Regions from separate parts of the Homo sapiens genome. Here region 2 is linked to region 1. Evidence: read pairs that join two places in POLR2A ChIA-PET (ENCODE). Cell type or tissue: B cell. All regions are shown on one strand. Region 1 overlaps BABAM2 (BRISC and BRCA1 A complex member 2). Region 2 overlaps BABAM2 (BRISC and BRCA1 A complex member 2).

Evidence for each region. ChIA-PET counts read pairs that join two places held together with the same protein. Peaks named below come from ENCODE experiments on the same cell type or tissue, not always from the same donor. Only the 100,000 strongest peaks of a DNase experiment are listed, where the experiment ranks them.
Region 2: POLR2A ChIA-PET joins it to region 1 with 6 read pairs; 5 of 35 experiments call an interaction of 5 or more read pairs at or near these places.

The regions. Positions count from the first base shown.
Region 1 is chr2:27,895,959-27,900,958 of GRCh38, forward strand. All of the region lies in intron 2 of BABAM2 (BRISC and BRCA1 A complex member 2), which reads left to right. It also overlaps the pseudogene MYG1P1. Among named protein-coding and RNA genes, the nearest start is that of BABAM2-AS1, 7.3 kb to the left of the region's middle. In B cell, no CTCF peak of the experiment used is centred here; a DNase peak (open chromatin) is centred at 1,973; H3K27ac peaks cover 1,194 bases.
Region 2 is chr2:28,010,339-28,015,338 of GRCh38, forward strand. The region is part of intron 4 of BABAM2 (BRISC and BRCA1 A complex member 2); the gene reads left to right. Among named protein-coding and RNA genes, the nearest start is that of MIR4263, 16 kb to the left of the region's middle. In B cell, no CTCF peak of the experiment used is centred here; no DNase peak of the experiment used is centred here.

The sequences.
Region 1 (5,000 bases):
CAGCTTTTTGTCATTGGGAGTGCTATCAAGTGGCTTTTGGGTCCTTTTGACATATCCCCATCATTTTTGAGTCCTTTCTTACTAGAAATGTTGCCTTTTTTTTTAAGATGGAGGAAATTTCACTGGACTCTGGGATTTGTGGGAAGCATAGGTATTGGACACTAGGGCAAGTTTGCAGGGGCCATGCTCAAGGTACCTTCTTGGATATGGCATCCACAAATGAAGCTGTTGATATGGACAAAGATGCAGCCAGGAATCTCACTGACCTGGTACAGGGCGTCCTGAAGAAGCCACCGTGGCTTGAGCAGGGGCAGCTAGCTTTAGAATGAGTGGGGCTCCTCAGGCACACACTGTACTACTATTGTCTAGTCTGGTCAGTATAGATAACAAAGATGATGGCTGGGGTAGGGGCAGCCTAGATTCCAGGTGGTAGAGTTGTTCCTTTCAAGGGCATCCACTTTTGCCATTTCCCATCTCTCTCCACTTAGGTGCACCTGGAATCACTGGGCCAGGGCCCCAGGCCCCAGTCTGGCAGCCAGATGTACCAATAGAAGCCTAGTCTCTGCAGAAACTCTTCTCTAAGAGTTAGATCCATCACACACTTGAACCCTACCTTGGTTGGGCTGGTTCCAGGTGGGATTAAGTTGAGCCAGCATTCAGGCTAGTGGCTAGGGTATGTCAAAGTTTCCCCTTCTTCCACTGGTAGGTCTCATTATCTATTGTGTCCACCTCCTCCATGAAGTTCTTGTACATCTTGTCATAGAGGATGCACACCATATTTTCCTCTTCACTAGGCTCCAGCAACTGGGCCAGCAGCTTGTGCCCAGCTGGGTCTGGAGCAGCTTGTGCCCAACTGGGTCCACATTGCTCAGCTGGGTCCGCCATTGCTTCCCAGGTGACAGGGAGCTCGTGGTCTCTGTGAAAGATCTCTGGTGATGGTCATATCAGTGTCTCTGTGGGTAGTACTTTTCACACATGTCCACCATGATGTCACATGAAGCTGATTTTTCAAGGTCCTCGGTCTGCACCCTCTCTGCATCCCGTAGTCTGGCAGGAGGCAAAGCAATGTGCATGTCATTGTCTTGTCACAGTGAATGGTGCCCTTGTGTGTCTCCATTCATGATGGTGCCATGAGGTTGCTGTGGGATCATTTGGGTAACAGGATGGACTCTGAGACAACCATGCAGTGCTGGGTTTGGAGGGGTGTTAGCAGTGGTGGCAGCAGCAGTAAAAGCAGAAATGTTGTATTCTTGATTCTCTTTCTGCTTTCTCCTTGTTAGACTGTTTTGCCTTTTGCCATCTACACACCTTGCTGTTGTTTGACCAAGCTAAAGACTTGGGTATAAGAATACTGAGTTAACGTTCTTTAGTGGTAAGATAAAAAACTAAGACACTTCTTTGGAATAGTAGGATGCTTTTGAAAACATCTGATATTATCTTCAATTTCATTAATCAAATACTTATGGAGCATTTACTATTTACTAGCCATTTTGCTAGTGTTAGGTTAGCTGCTTTTTTGTTGAGGCAAGAGGATTTGGTAGAAAGAACTCTGGTGGAGTTGATCAGAAGACAGTTTTAACTTTTTTTTTTTTCTTCTAAAAGTTAACTATACACATTAGGGGATTTATAAATCAACTCTCATCCTTAGATAAGCCAGGGATTGGAAAGTGACTTTTTAGGGTTTTTTTTTGTTGATTTTTACTGGTTTAGAATTTTTGCCATTTAGTCAAGCAGCAGGCCTGGTGCTCAGACAGACTTCCCCAGCTTATAAATGGTGGTAGGAAGTGGGGATTCTGAAATAGAGACTGTATATAGGATTCATTCAGTCTGAATTTCCACATTATTATAGACAATCTAGATAAAGATTGGAGCCTCCTAAATTACAAAATGCTTTCTTTAGATGGACTCCATCTGTAATTGAAGTCATCAAGATCAGATCTCAAGAGGGTATTTTCCAGTTTCCCTCACTGTAATTTTTGGCCTGCAGAAAGTAGAGTGATGTACTTCCTTTACTGTGCTCATTTCTTCTCAGTTTGTGGTTTTGACTTTGATTTCCTCTTTCTGGGATCTTTAAATCAGTATATTTTTCTTCTGGGTCTGAGAATAAAAAGATTTTCAAATGGATCACTGGATATTTCAGAGTAACTCTTCAGGTTTTCCCACACTTTCATGTTTCTTTCCTTCTTTGATTAAAAATAACATCTTTATGTCTGCATTGTGCTCATCTCTTTTTTTCTGTGTTTTTGAAGGTTTAAAACTGTTGGTCTTTTCATAAGTTCCTTTGGTTCATCAAGATTGTGCCTAATCCTATTTTCTTTTCCTTCCCACCTCAGGTCTTCTGGACCTAGCCTATCTTGCATTTTACTGCTAGGAACAAACACATTAAGGATTTTCTTCTTTTATTGGAATGGGGTGAGCTTGGAGAAAAGAAGGCATTTCAGATGTCCATTGATAGTCTTAAGTCTGTGTAGCCAGAGGCAGTTCCCATTTTCTCACTGGATCTCAATTTTTTATCCATAAAATGAACAATCAGATTAGATGACTGAGGTTTTTGCAGGTCAAAAGTCCTGCAAAAACAACTCAAATGTCCATCAGGTGATGAATGGATAAACAAATTTGGCATATCAAAAATAGAATATTATTTAACCATAAAAAGTAGTGAAGTACTGATTCATAGTACAACATGATGAACCTTGAAAACATTGTGCTAAGTGAGAGAAGCTCATTACAAAAGGTCACATAGTATGTGATTCCGTTTATGTGACGTGTCTAGAATAGGCTAATCCATAGAGACAGAAAGTAAATTAGTGGGTGCCAGAGGCTGGGGGAATCAGAAGTGACTGCTTGAGTGAGGGATTTCTTTTTGGAGTAACAAAAATGTTGTAAAATTAGATAGTGGTGAAGGTTGCATAGCTTTGGGAATAGATGAAGAATGATCAAATTGCACACTTCACAGTGATTTTATGGTATGTAAATTACATCTCAGTAAAGCTGTCATTAAAAAAAAAAAACCAAACAACCTGAGCTGGGCACAGTGGTACATGCTTGTAGTCCCAGCTACTTGGGAGGCTGAGACAGGTGGATCACTTGAGCCCAGGAGTTTGAGACCAGCCTAGGCAACATAGCTAGACCCCTTCTCTAAACAAAAATAAAGAAAAAAAATAAAACCAACCCATCAACCAGGAATGTTCATTGACCTGAATATATAGGACATAGAAATAAATCTTTCTTTTTTAGCATGTCACAGACATTCTTTTCAGAGGTAATGAAGACCTGACAGGGGCCTGATGGCTAGTGGACTGGTGACTGGTATATGTAAAGTGATATCAACCTGAAATTCTTACTCTTTCTATCAGTATCCTGAGAAACCAGTTACGTTTTTCAGCATAAAGTCTTGTTGCTTCTTTTTCACAGATTCCCTTTTGGGTGTTCTCAAATTCCTGAATGTTTAGTTGAAGATTTAAGTGCAAATAGTGGGATCTGATGACAAATTTGAAATGAATCCACTAGTCCTAGTGTTTTTTTTTTTTTTCGTGACAGAGTTTCGCTCTTGTTGCCCAGGCTGGAGGGCAATGGCGCGATCTTGGCTCCTCAACCTCTGCCTTCTGGGTTCAAGCGATTCTACTGCCTCAGCCTCCTGAGTAGCTACAGCGTCCGCCACCATGCCTGGCTAATTTTTTGTATTTTTAGTAGAGATGGGGTTTCATCATCTTGGCTAGGTTGGTGTCAAACTCCTGACCTCAGGTGATCTACCCACCTTGGCCTCCCAAAGTGCTGGGATTACAGGCGTGAGCCACTGTGCCTGGCCTAGTCCTAGCTTTTTCTGGATTAACTGCCTGAAAAATATGTGATATGGCATTTAATGACATTTAATATGTATGGAATTTACTTTCGTTAGCTTCAAAAAAGAAATAAAAATACCTCTACCCACATTCATAAAATGATGTGAAAGACCTTGTTAATCTGGAACATTATTGATGCCTTTTATGTAGTACTTGTCTGAAAGATTCAGGGAAGTTCTTTAGAAGTTCATTAACAATTCCTTCTTCAATCCTTCCATCAGCCGAAGTGTGAATTTCTCGTTTCTGTAACAAAACAATGACAGAGTTAGGGAAAAGAATGGCTTCTTTTTGGTGTGTCACTTTTGGCATTCCTTTCTTTTAGATCTTCAGCAGACACAGTTATGAGTGGTAGGATCTACATGTCTAATTTCTATTAACTCGAAGAGGTATACCCTATAGGACACAGTATAAATAAAAGTATAAAACAAGGAGACAATTTTTAAAGGTCACAAGAACCAGTCTTATTACATGTAGCCAGTTGGCCTTGAAGAGATAAGGTCTAAGTTATCTATATTCTAGATCTGGTTCATAGGAGAAATAGGCAAGAACCTAATCGAAGCAAGATTTCTTTTTTTTTTTTTTAAATAGCAATTCATATATATTTCTCTTATGTTATCTAGATTTTTCTACCTTACTTAATAAGACTGTGTATGTTTCTAAACTCCATTGCTAGACCCATCAGTATCTTAAGGGCCAAGTTCTTGTTTAATTTATGTTTATACCTCCTTAAGATCTATCTTCGTACTTTTCACATGTAATGTAGTAAGTAGGATTTGAATGGATGAATGAATGAGTTAGATGTTTTCCTTGAGAAACTACTTGTTTTGGGTATCAGAGTGGTTTGTTCTTGTGGTTTGGAAGGATTTTTATTGGCCTGATAGTGTATTGCTTACTTTCTGTTATGCATAATTCTTTTTAATGACATTCCCTGAAATGAGTTGACATTTTTGAAATTATAGTAGGCCGGGCGCGGTGGCTCACGCCTGTAATCCCAGCACTTTGGGAGGCCGAGGCGGGCATATCACAAGGTCAGGAGATCGAGGTCATCCTGGCTAACACGGTGAAACCCCGTCTCTACTAAAAATACAAAAAATTAGCCGGGCATGGTAGCGGGTGCCTATAGTCCCAGCTACTCGGGAGGCTGAGGCAGGAGAATGG
Region 2 (5,000 bases), 110 kb after region 1:
TTTCCTTAAGAAAAATCATTATAATCATCATTGGGTTAGTAAAAATAGATTAATCCTCTATGTAGATTTTTCTGCAGATAAATGTAGGAAGCTACTCAATTTTTGTCTCTGGCAGAAAACCCAAACCAAATCTATACTTTTGGTTGAAGTGCTCTTGAATAGTTATATGGCCTAGTAAGAGCTTATGTGCCTCTTCCTCTGATCTTTCCCCTAAAGAGGTAAAAGGGTGATAATGGTGTTGTGGTGTGTCAGTGCTCTTTTATTTTCTTATTATTCTTTATTTCCATTTTTTTTAAGTGACAGGAACCTGATTCAAACTGGCTTTAACTATAAAGAGAATTAATTGGCTTAGAGAACTTAACAGTCCAGAATTGAGCATCAGACAAAGCTTGGTCCAGTGGCTGAAATAATGTTATTTAAGGACCTGGTTTCTTCCCATTTCTTTTCTTCTCTGCTCTTCCTCCCATTGTGTTAACTTTTAGTCCCCATATCCACACAGGTTCACAAGTCTTTTCCCTTGTGAATAAAAAATTGTTACTCCAATTCAGACTTTATATTCTCCTTTCATAGGAAGAAAGAAAGCCTTTATTTCTCAGCAGTCCCAGCTGATGTCTTTGTTTATCTCATTGGGTTTGACTGGATATGTGTCCAGTGGCTGAATCAAACATTGAGCTAAGTGCATAGGCAATGTTGATGGGGTTAGATAGTGAGGACCTATAGAGCTTATAGAGAACTGGAGGTTCCCACTCAAAACTTATGCCTGAGAATGGGGAAGGGAAGTCTCCCCCACAAAATTTGGTTTGGTGTTATCAGCAAGAGGGGAATGGATGTTGGACGTGAAACAATGGATGTTTACTAAATGTATGTTTAGACCAAGGATATTATATGGATCTGGGGATAAGAGGTAGAGTTTTTAGGGAGAAGAGTAAAGACATTGAAAGCTCTTTAGTATCCCGTGTATTGTGCTTTGTGGATATCCTTTCCTTCAGTTGAGTGTCTATTTTGCTTTGCTTTTTCTTTCTTGCTCTTATAGCTGCATGTGGCTGTTATAACCCGAAGAGCCTGGGGTAGTCTCGTTTTCATTCAGAGTTCTACCTGCCCATTTGCACATAAGTTGTGTTACTAGGACATTGGTGGTTTTAAGACACTGGCCAGAAAAGCCTATAGCTGGGATTTCGACTAAGAGGAAGAGGGTCTGGCAAATATTGCAGGTCTAAAGTCCAGGGAGCTCAGCTAAGATGTGGAGAAACAGTTACATAATATAAATCATTGTAGCCCAGGGGCCTATTCTCACTAGGGAAGTCATCTAGGGCAGAGATCAGAAACTAGGTGTCAGAGCCTGCAGATGTTTCTCCAGTTGTAAATAACAAATTGGTTGAAACTGTTTGCTCTTCTTGTTCCATACTGCCTATTCCTGTGGGTTTGTTTGTGATTATCATAGTCAGAAGGAAATCAGAATCTACTGTGGGGTCTGGTGCCGACTGAGACAGGAAAATGTTACTATCTTGATCTGGGAGAATGGATAGGAGTTCCCTATGGCTATAAAATATTCAGTGCCAGCAAAGGGTCACTAAGCTTAAATGATCTTTCATTGTGATTTAAATAATTTGCTCCAAGTTTAAAATCTTTGGACGGAATTGGGATTCTTAACTCTCTAAGTTTGAAAGATTCCTGAAGACATTTTCTAATGAAAAGTGTAACACTAACAAAGTGTTTGCTTTAACTAAATGATTGCAGTTAATTTCTTGTAAAGAAACACAGAAGCACACATTAACTTAAAATAAGCTCACACTGTTGTTTCTTGTAGTACAGCCAGGAAAAACAGTAACAAGCTGTCTCCTTCAAAATCACATCCCTGGATGATATTCGAGCAACCTGGAAAATTTAAATACTTCCCCAGGAAAAACAATTTGAATTAAGTTAGAAATCATATTTGCTAATTCCCTTTCTGCCATTGCCTTTCATTCTCTGGGTCTGAGTAGCATTAATTGAGGTGTGTGGCATCAATAGCTAAGGTAAATGGTGACATTCATTTTAGAACCACAGCCAAGCTGGGGCCACAAAAATAGTTTTAATGTTTAGGATTCATAAGTCAAATTTTAGCCTACATTGACATTTTGTCCTAATAATATTAATACATATATTTTTGAGAAACCACTGGTTTAAAACTTGAGCATTTTGGCCCCAAATAGATTTGATTTTGTATTTAAACGATATTACCTTAAAATTGTGAGGATAAAGACAACACCTATGGAAGAAATAGAGTATATTTAGTTGTTAGTCACTCTAGTACTCTTCACGGTGCTTATGTTCAATAATTTCAGTGTTCTTGGCCTTAGTTCTCTAATGCGTGTTTTGGAAAATACATTATTTTTATTCTCTGCGTGGTTACAGTTTTAAGAGAAAAATGGCTAATTAAGATTCTTTTCCTTTGGAGGGTATTCTTTTCATTCCTGTCCCACTTGAGGGACTTTCCAAGATAGAAAGGAATTTGCCTACTTTCTTTCTCTTAATAAATGAGGAAGATTAGATCAAGAGATGTGGTTTAAAATTTCTTCGCTCTCCACTTCTCTCCCACCTTTGTTTCCTCCCATTTATCCATCCCCGATTCTTAAGAAAGAAACACAAGTTGGAATTAAGCTGGGTGATCCTAGAGACTCATTTGAAGTGGAAATTCAAGATGGAGTGGGGCTGCATACTGGTTACCTTCTTTTAAGAGGAACTGAAAGGTAATCTATATAGCAATTTCTGATGGGCAAGAAGGGACATCACAGGCTTTTGAATTTTATAAATGGAGCCATAATTATAATTAGCTATCATTTTGGGATACTTTTGCATGTTTTAGGTTTAAAGCTTACTTGCCTATGGAGGAAACTAGACATGTGAAGTATGCCACCTCCAAAGATTCTGACACCCTGGCACAAAATTGAGATGATAAATTCTGATAAGATTCCACCAGTAGGTCATCTCTTGGTAGATATTTGAACATGCCCTAGAATTCCTCTGTTAGTTGGAAGTTTGGCTTACCTAGCAACTGGGTGAGGCTGCCTACTGAATGGCATTTTGAAAAGTTCAGACTTAAAATTTCCTATTTTGTTTTTTCTCCATTATGAGTCTTACCAGTCCTATCACAAACTTTTATGGGAAAGTGGTTTTTCAGCTACAAAGGTATTTGTGCATTTTGCCCAAGACATATGTCCTCCTCAAGAATATATAACTGTCATATTCTGTATTGACATGAGAATCAGGATCATATTACCACAAGTAGCTAGAAGATTTCATTGGTTGTAAGCCAGGGAATGGTCTGATTGATTTTGTCCAGCAAGTAAAAAAAAAAAAAAAAAAAAAAAGCTCTTACACACACACACACACACACACACACACACACACACGTGTGTGTGTGTACACGTGGCTCACAGTGAAGTTGGTTGTTGGTTGAGAGGCAGGTCAGAACCTTGGAGAGCTCAAGATAAAGGAGGGGCAGAACCACAATCAGAAGCTTCCATGGCTTCCATGGCTGCTCCCAAAAACTCCCCAAAACAGTTGAGTTTTTCTGGAGCAACTGCCAGCTCCACTCTGCTTATCGTTAAGATATGTAGGATTTAAGAAGATAAATCCCTTTTACTCCAAGCATGAGCTGCATATTTGTTGACTAATTTGATAATTTGTGGCTAAAGTCTTAAAAACAAAAACTGAAAGGAAAAAAACAAAGGGACATACTTTTCTTCACGTTTTTGTGAAGATCCTATGCCATTCCTCCATGGCCATGTTATGATTACTGATTCCACTTAGCAGGGCTTCTGGTATTGAGATGAGGGTCACATACAGGATGGGGGGAGGTAACATTAAGATTTCACTGAACTATTCACTGTGTATTAGACTAGATCAATTTTTCCAAAAAAAGATTCTTTTCAAATAACAACATATTTGATAAAACTCCAACCAAGCCAAACTAAAACAAACAAAAACCAGAACAACAGAGGTGTTCTGGTTAAAACAGGCTTTAGAAAGCCTGAAGTGCCTTCTGTTCAGACTAATTCTGGCTCCACCAGAAGCCCCCAAACACAAGTCGCAAATCACCATGTTTTACCGGCATACATTCAGTTTACTTGACAGACACAGTTCCTAAGTAAATGTGAGGACTTAACCTAACTGTGTTTCTAGGAATACTTTTACTAGCCCAAATTAATCCCAGAAGTGGCCATTTATTGGTGTCTACTTAGCTATTCATTTGGATGGCAGATATTTGCATTTCTTTCTTTCTTTTTCTTTTTTTTTTTTTGCCACTCAACTTGTTTATGGTTAAGTCTCAGCTTCAATATGAAGCTGGTTTTTTTTTTTTTTAAATCAAAACCCTGCATTTTACATGCTAAATATCTTGGCAAGTAGGTTGTTAAACATAGTAATGAACTTAAAACAGCGAGAGTGAGGAGTTAACAAAAACTAAACATTGCAGCCTAAACAAAATTCATACAAAAAATAAACTATCACTGGTTACATAAAATTTTCCTGACTGGTTAAAACTTAGTATAAAATGTGCATTTTAGAATCCTTAGCTATCAAGTTCAGAAAGTACCAGTGTCTATTTAAAATAATTCCTTTCCCAAGCCAAAGCGTAATCAAAATTAATTCAAATGACATAACACATTCTAATGCTAAAAAATATTCATTATTATTGAAGTGGAAGTAAATCCCAGAGCTTTTGGGTCTTTCTCATGCTGCAAATGGCTGTTTCTCTGGTTCACTCAAAGCAGCATATGACAGCATCCAAGGATGACACTAAGCTCAGTAAAGGGCAAGACTGCTGGTAGCCAGCTCTGACCTTCCTGTGAAGCATGGCTGCTGTGTCCACAAAACAGATGTGTGAGGATCAAAGGCACACTATTCTGCTAGCTAAAGAGATAGCAAACCACCCCCTAACCCTAAAAGCTCCTTCCCCAGGTAAATAAAGGTATACAAGGGGAAAAATTAAAATACATTTATCTACAGAGTAAGGGTTT